Linked DNA regions of Homo sapiens: regions 1 and 2 are each linked to region 3. Evidence: read pairs that join two places in POLR2A ChIA-PET (ENCODE). Cell type or tissue: GM12878. All regions are shown on one strand.

Region 1 (2,500 bases), 260 kb after region 3:
TGGTTAAGAGTGCATATTTGAGCCAGATTACTTGAGTTTGAATCCCAGTTCATACCAGCAGTGTAACCTTGGTTATTTACTTAACTTCTTTGTGCTCTAGTTTCCTCATATGTAAAAAGGGGATGATCGATTTTAATCATAGTATTCTGAACATGAAGTGAGCACTGCATGTAGTCAGCAATAATGGTTAGCAGTTATTATTTTGAGTTACTATGATTGCCTTCTTCAAGCTTATCTTTTCCTATCCATCATACACAGGTAATGCCAAAAACTTGAGGCTAAAACTCTGTAGAGCTTAATTCCTTGTAAACAATAACCACTATTCTTTAAGCTCTTCTGGTCTTTTCTGCCACAAATTCTCACTAGGCGTTCTTTTGCTTTAGCTGTCGGCTTGGCTCTTGGCTCCTAACGGCATATTTGAGAGAAGCAACCTAAATTCAGTCTCTTATCTTGCCAGTGAGTGTCAGTCTGCACGTTGGCTGGCAGGTGAGAGGACCAAGGGAACAAGGACTTCAAGGGGCAGAGGTGCTGTCTCTTGTGCTGCTCTTTTTTGTGGAATACTGCCACCAGCAAGTGGCTTGGTGTACCAAGGGTGTCCTTGAATTTAGTCGGCAGTTGTAATTCCCCGTTCTGGATGCCTGAAATCAAATAGACTGTTCTGTCTTTTACAGGAAGGATCTCTTTCTGGCTCTTTCTTTGTGTTTCTTTGTGAAATTAATCTGGTTAAGAAGGGCTGTTGGGTGGGACAAGTCAGCAATTTGGAGGCAGTGTTGTGCAGAAAGGAAAAATATTTGGCATACTTGTGTTTTTGATGGCAATGGGTTGGCTCAACAATGTTGTGTTTTGTGTGGTACAAATAATTGTTGTTTATTCCTCTGTGATGCTGATGAATACAAGAGGACTGTGTCATAGTGCTTCTGCTTCTTTAGCCAGTTAACTGCATAAGTCTCTTAGAGAGCCTTGAGTTTCTGAAATGCAGCTCTCTTGAAGTCACCTTGAAGTGCCCTTCAAATGGCAGATTTTACACTATTCATTTCTTGTTGCCACTGGCTATTCTATTCTAATAGTTATTCCATGTTATCATGCCATGAGATGTTATGAGTAGTGTGTTTACACGTGTCATGGGAGAGTTGATGTTGTTGCTATTTATAGTGACTTATGAGTTCAGGAGACCTCAAAGGGTTCTAGTGTACTCCACGTGCTGGGGTGCTCAGGGCTAAAAAGAGATTGTGACTTAGGGTGGAAAATGGGGGGAAACCAGAATACTGTGCAGAATTTCAGTGTGAAATTTACTTTAGTGAAGTAAATGGGGTATAAATGACTGTCTGCCACAGGCATTACCACCTAAGCGGAAGGCAGGTCACATCCTGTGGTTTGGGATTCAAATTTACAAGGCAGGAAGCTTGAATGTGTATTTGTGAGTTTGTGTGAGTGTGTGTGATTTGAATGCACTGAAAAAAAGAAAGGTATTGGCAAGGGTCTTCTTGAAATAGTATTCTGTTTAGGAATTTTTTCATATAGAAGGAAATAATTCTTAAAGAACAAGGGTTCTTAATACCAGGGATTTAAATTCAGGGCTTTATGAGTGTGAACTCATAAATGCAGAAGTAGTTGGGGTGAGGGACCACGGGCCTACTCTATAAATAAATTCTGCGGAATTCTTCCATGACCACAATCTGGAGGCAGGAATGTTAGGCTCTTTTAATAACTTTCCCATGGATAGGAGTCTTACTTGACTTTTCATCACTTTTATAGAGGTGTTGCGAGCAAGGAGTCTCCATTTTCCTGGTTAATATAGAATCAAGATCCAAGTTATCCTTTATCCTTCTCTGTTGTTTTTCTTCCATAGCCAGCCATGCACTGAGCGCTGTTGGTTTTTCCTTCAAAGTTTCTCTTATGTCTGCCACTTCCTTTGAATTCCTAAGGCAATACTTCTTATTTGGAATTTCAGCGTTAAGTTCATCCTTGAAATAGAAGGGAGTTATTTCAGACAAGGCTGCCAGACATCTAAAATATTAGTTCTATAGTCTCTCCTTAATTAAATAACAAACAAACAAACAATCCTTTTTTTTTTTCTAGCAAACAGTATTTATTCCCCTTTCCCCCCGGGTGTCATTTCTTTGGGAATAGAAAAATGACCTTGTTTTGTGTATCTAGCCAACAATTCTTTTTTTTTTGTTATACTTTAAGTTCTAGTGTACATGTGAACAACGTGTAGGTTAGTTACATATGTATACATTTGCCATGTTGGTGTGCTGCACCCATTAACTCATCATTTAACATTAGCTATATCTCCTAATGCTATCCCTCCCCCCTCCCCCCACTCCACAACAGGCCCCGGTGTGTGATGTTCCCCTTCATGTGTCCATGTGTTCTCGTTGTTCAATTCCCACCTATGAGTGAGAACATGCGGTGCAAACAAACAATCCTTCTATTGCTCATCATTACTTAAAGTAATGAGTAAAGCAACAATGTAACAAAGTTTCCTCTGCTACTTTCA
Region 2 (2,500 bases), 180 kb after region 3:
GCTGCTTCCGCGGAAAAGTATTTTTTTTCCTTCTTAGGGTTTAGAGGAAGAGTTTGGGTGGTCTGCTTCTCCCTCACTGCTAAGTCCCCTGCGCGCAACTGGGCGTCTTTACGAGGACTGCGGGGCCAGTTCTGCGGCGGGCTGGGCTCGGGCTCAGTGACACGTGTGTTGCTGTGAGCCTGGGTGGTCGCCCTGTGACCAGGCACCTGCTTGAGAGGAACACATCCCTAAACCCATCACAGGGGGAGATTTGGGGACTCTTGGTGCTACCGAGGCCGCGGCCCCCACTTCACTGCCAGCTCCAGGACGGAGCATTTACATCTCTCCCTGGCACGCCAAAGGCGGGGGGTGAGTCAGGCAGATTCTCTGCAAGTGGCACACACACATTTATTTGCAATGGATTTGGCTAGGGGAGGCATAGGTTAAACTGGAATTTCTCTTGGCCAGCGACAACGGAGCTCTCCCTCAGGTACTGGGCAGCATGTGAGTCTTGGCAAAGAGAGGTGATTTCTTTTTTCTTAAGTGCATTTTACTCAGCCGTTGCCAGTCCGTTAATAAGTCACCAGAGGAAGGCAGGACCTGGGAACTACATCAGCAAACCGCAGCAAGCACCATAAAGACAAAAGTTCTTATAGAACAAAAAGAAAAACTTGAACTTGACGTGAAAGATGGAGGAAGCAGTTCTACCTCTCTTCTATCACTTTTTTCAGCGCCCTGTAAAACTGTTTTTTTCTATCCTTCCTTCCCTCTCAAGGCCCTACCTTCTCAGCATAATTGATCGCAGCAAGCTCTTTCCAACTTGACACTGAAGAGCAGCGACCCCTTTGGCTTACCCTCCCCATTTCTTTTCCTGGTTCGCTTCAGTGCCCTGGAAAGTTGCTCCTAATGAGAAATCAAGAACACTGGGCTGTACTAAACGCTCATTGTCTCAAATCCTGCAGCAGTTCCTTTCCTAAGAGACACTGTGTTGTACTGTATTTCTCTTTTTTCTTGTATCTTGGGACTTGGAGTTGTAATACTACCTGAATTAAATTAATTAAAGTGTACATTGCTCATTTGGGCTTTTTTTTTTCATTGTGATTTCAGTAGATTCGTCAATGCCATTAGAACAATATTCAGTAGCTTTTTATAGCCAATGTGATGTCTTTTGAAAACGTTTCTGACTACAGCTCTCTTTCTTGTGTCTTTCATATTAGCATGTAAATAATTTACATGGTCATTTTAGTACTTAGACTGAAGATATTAGTATAACTTCATTCAAAGGAAGTGTGCCTGTTTATTTTTCTATAACTTTTATAGCTGAGAAAAAACTTTTACTTTCATTTTAAAGTTAAAAGTACTGATAGGATTCTGGTCTTTGTGGTAGATCTTGAAATTGAATGATTTGTTTTAACTGTATCCCACACTGTCAAGTAAGATGACAGAGAAACTCTCATATATGTAGATGGAGACAGGAAAGCAGTACCACTACATTATGAGCTGTTGAGGCAGAGAACATTTGTAGGAGTGGGGGTGACAAGGACAAGATGGGATATTTTGATAGTCCCAGCCATGTTAAAAAAACTGAAAACTAAGAAACCCCCAACATTTTGGATTTAAGTGTACTTCAGAATGAGGGTTTTGGTGCCATTTGCTCTTTTGGGGTCATTTCTGGAGACTTAAAAACATACATTAGACACCTTACCCAATGAGATTGACAGAATGTACTCTCAGTTTAGATTAATGTATTTCTTTTAGTTCACGTAGTCAATATTAAATAATTTTAGATGTTTGAATGTTAGTACTATGATTTCAGTCTTCTAAATGATTAAGAGACATTTTGGATTTACAAAAATGTTGTGTGAAAGAAATAAAGGCAATCAGATTTAGAGGAATAATGCGATAGAAATCGGGTAACCTTTGGGACAACTTCCAGTAGGCCCTGATGGTAATCTCATTTTTCGCTGAGTGCTGGCAGGTACAGTTTTGAGGTTCTGATCCCTTGTTCCGATAACAAGAGTGATATCTGGCCATAGCTTACATCTTAAAGGAAAAGACAACACTTAAAGAAATGCACACTAGCTGGTGAATCATGTAAATAAACAGGATTCCTTGCCTGCCTCTGTGAGCGCTGTAGACCTCATATGAGGACTGCTATTGTTAGAGGAGAAGCGTCCTGAGAGACTCTGCTGGACTTAAGTGTGGCGAGATACATATCTGTTTCTTGGAGTTTCTTTGTGTTTATTTAAAATAATATGAATGAAATCTAAGACCAGAGTTGATAGATAAGATTGGGAGTGGAAAGAACAAACTGAGAAGAGGAAAATCTAATGATGATTAACATTTCTAAGTGTTTTTTTCTTGATTGCTAAATGAAGGAATCAGAATGCATGATTTGATGGGACAAAGGAAGCTATAAGCAGAACATGGATCTCAGTTGATGCTGTTTCCAAGGACAACCTGTGACTTATGAAATTTATGTATTTTTAGGGAGTCATTTAGCAAAATGGATAAAGAACAT
Region 3 (2,500 bases):
GGCAGTGAGAATTTCAAGCCAGTGGATCTTAGCTTGCTGGGCTCCGTGGGGGTGGGATCTGCTGAGCAAGACCACTTGGCTCCCTGGCTTCAGCCCCCTTGGCTCCCTGGCTTCAGCCCCCTTTCTAGGGGAGTGAACGGTTCTGTCTCGCTGGCATTCCAGGCACCACTGGGGTATGAAAAAAAACTCCTGCAGCTAACTCCGTGTCTGCCCAAATGGCTGTCCAGTTTTGTGCTTGAAACCCAGGGCCCTTGTGTAGGCACCCGAGGGAATCTCCTGGTCTGCGGGTTGTGAAGACTGTGGGAAAAAGCCTAGTATCTGGGCTGGATAGCACCATCCCTCAAGGCTTCCCTTGGCTAGGGGAGGGAGTTCCCCCACCCCTTTCACCTTCCAGGTGAGGCGATGCCCCACCCTGCTTCTGCTTGGCCTCTGTGGGCTGCACCCACTGTATAACCAGTCCCAATGAGATGAATTGGGTACTTCAGTCGGAAATGCAGAAATCACCCGTCTTCTGCATTGGTCTCACTGGGAGCTGCAGACCAGAGCTGTTCCTATTTGGCCATCTTGCCTGGGAATCTAAAAGTTTTTAAAAAGTTAAATAATAAAAGTTTTAAAAAATCTAACAGCAAATTAAATTCCTTCATTGTCTTTTCTAATTTTTTTTTTTTTTTGAGATGGAGTTTCGCTTTTGTTGCCCAGGCTGGAGTGCAATGGCTCGATCTTGGCTCACCACAACCTCCGCCTCCCGGGTTCAAGCGATTCTCCTGCCTCAGCCTCCCAAGTAGCTGGGATTACAAGCATGGGCCACCATGCCTGGCTAATTTTTTTTACTAGAGATGGGGTTTCTCCATGTTGGTCAGGCTGGGCCCAAACTCCTGACCTCAGGTGATCCGCCTGCCTCAGCCTCCCAAAATGTTTGGATTACAGGCCTGAGCCACTATGCCCAACCCTTCAGTGTCTTTTCACATTTTGTTTAAAAACAAGCAAATAAGGCCGGGTGCGGTGGCTCACACCTGTAATCCCAGCCCTTTGGGAGGCCGAGGCAGGTGGATCGCCTGAGGTCAGGAGTTCGAGACCAGCCTGGCCAACATGGTGAAACCCTGTCTCCACTAAACATACAAAAATTAGCTGGGCGTGGTGGTGGGCGCCTGTAATCCCAGCTACTCAGGAGGCTGAGGCGGGAGAATTGCTTGAACCCGGGAGGTGGAGGTTGCAGTGAGCCGAGATCGCGCCATTGCACTCCATCTCAAAAAAAAAAAAAACAGAAAAAACAAAAACACCAAAAAAAAAAAAAAAAAAGCAAATAAGAAAAAGAAAAACTACTATTCAGTAACTGAATTTTACCTTTCAAGCCTTTTGTCATTTACTCTCATTTCTTTTTACTTTCATTCTTGCCAGACTTTCACTCTGGGCAGAAGTTGTAATTTTGCAGCATTTTACCGTTCTGCACTGCAAATGAGGAAGAAAGAGAATGACAGAGTTCAGTGTCATTTTTTTAAATACCAAAATGTATGGTTGTATGTGTGAGAGAGACGTTGCTAAGATTTTCGTTTCTGGAGAAATGAGAATTGAAATTGAAAGCAAGGCCAGGTGTGGTGGTTTATGCATGTAATCCTGGAATTTTTTTTTTTTTAAGTGACAGCAAGTTTATTAGGAAAGTAAAGCAATAAAGAATGGCTACTCCATAGGCAGAGCAGCCAATCCCAGCACTTCGGGAGGCTGAGGCCAGAGGATCGCTTGAGCCCAGGAGTTCAAGACCAGCCTGGGCAACATAGGGTGACCCCGTCTCTACAAAAAATTTAAAAATTAGCTAGGTGTGGTAGCCTGCACTTGGGGTTACAGCTACTTGGAAGGCTGAGGTTGGAGGACTGCTTGAGCCCAAGAAATTGAGACTGTAGTGAGCCATGCTCATGCCACTGTACTCTAGCCTGAGTGACAGCAAGACCCTGTCTAAAAGAAAAAAAGAAATTGAAAGCAGTAAGGCAGAAACCTTAAAAATGGAAATGTATGCTAACAACTTACTTTGATCTGAGGAGTACAGAAAATTGAAAAAAAAGTATCTAAAAAAATTTAGCTGTTGGTATAAGGAATTCTGGGAATAATAATTGAATATTTAAAATGTAAATCACATATGCAAAGAGGAATCACTAGCAAGATATTCCATGGACTTTGAGAATATATGGTTTTGAATAACCAAAAATACTTTTTCATACACCTTCTATTTGCCAGGCATAGCTAACTTTAGACCTAGGGCCTAATTCAGTACACCCCAATCCTTAGGATATCCAGGACTAAATCTTAAAGGGGCTTTCTTCCCATATAGACCTCATTATCTTAAGAAATTGATGTTTTATATCTGATTTTTGGGGAAAGGCAAGGTTAGTCTACAGTAGAATTTTAAAGTGGGTAAATTTGTTTATTTGATTCTTTTTAAAAACATTTTTGACATGATATATCTGTAGAAAAGTAGGTAAAAGCTAATGTACAGTTTGAAGAACAG

Evidence for each region. ChIA-PET counts read pairs that join two places held together with the same protein. Peaks named below come from ENCODE experiments on the same cell type or tissue, not always from the same donor. Only the 100,000 strongest peaks of a DNase experiment are listed, where the experiment ranks them.
Region 1: POLR2A ChIA-PET joins it to region 3 with 8 read pairs; 2 of 35 experiments call an interaction of 5 or more read pairs at or near these places.
Region 2: POLR2A ChIA-PET joins it to region 3 with 5 read pairs; 2 of 35 experiments call an interaction of 5 or more read pairs at or near these places.

Annotation. Positions count from the first base shown.
Region 1 is chr4:71,260,699-71,263,198 of GRCh38, forward strand. The region is part of intron 3 of SLC4A4 (solute carrier family 4 member 4); the gene reads left to right. Among named protein-coding and RNA genes, the nearest start is that of SLC4A4, 75 kb to the left of the region's middle. In GM12878, no CTCF peak of the experiment used is centred here; a DNase peak (open chromatin) is centred at 1,313.
Region 2 is chr4:71,187,589-71,190,088 of GRCh38, forward strand. All of the region lies in intron 1 of SLC4A4 (solute carrier family 4 member 4), which reads left to right. Among named protein-coding and RNA genes, the nearest start is that of SLC4A4, 1.6 kb to the left of the region's middle. In GM12878, no CTCF peak of the experiment used is centred here; no DNase peak of the experiment used is centred here; H3K27me3 peaks cover 343 bases.
Region 3 is chr4:71,004,853-71,007,352 of GRCh38, forward strand. All of the region lies in intron 2 of DCK (deoxycytidine kinase), which reads left to right. Among named protein-coding and RNA genes, the nearest start is that of DCK, 12 kb to the left of the region's middle. RefSeq lists enhancers at 1-79, 1-31, 1,552-1,691. In GM12878, no CTCF peak of the experiment used is centred here; a DNase peak (open chromatin) is centred at 1,505; H3K4me3 peaks cover 878 bases; H3K27ac peaks cover 1,981 bases.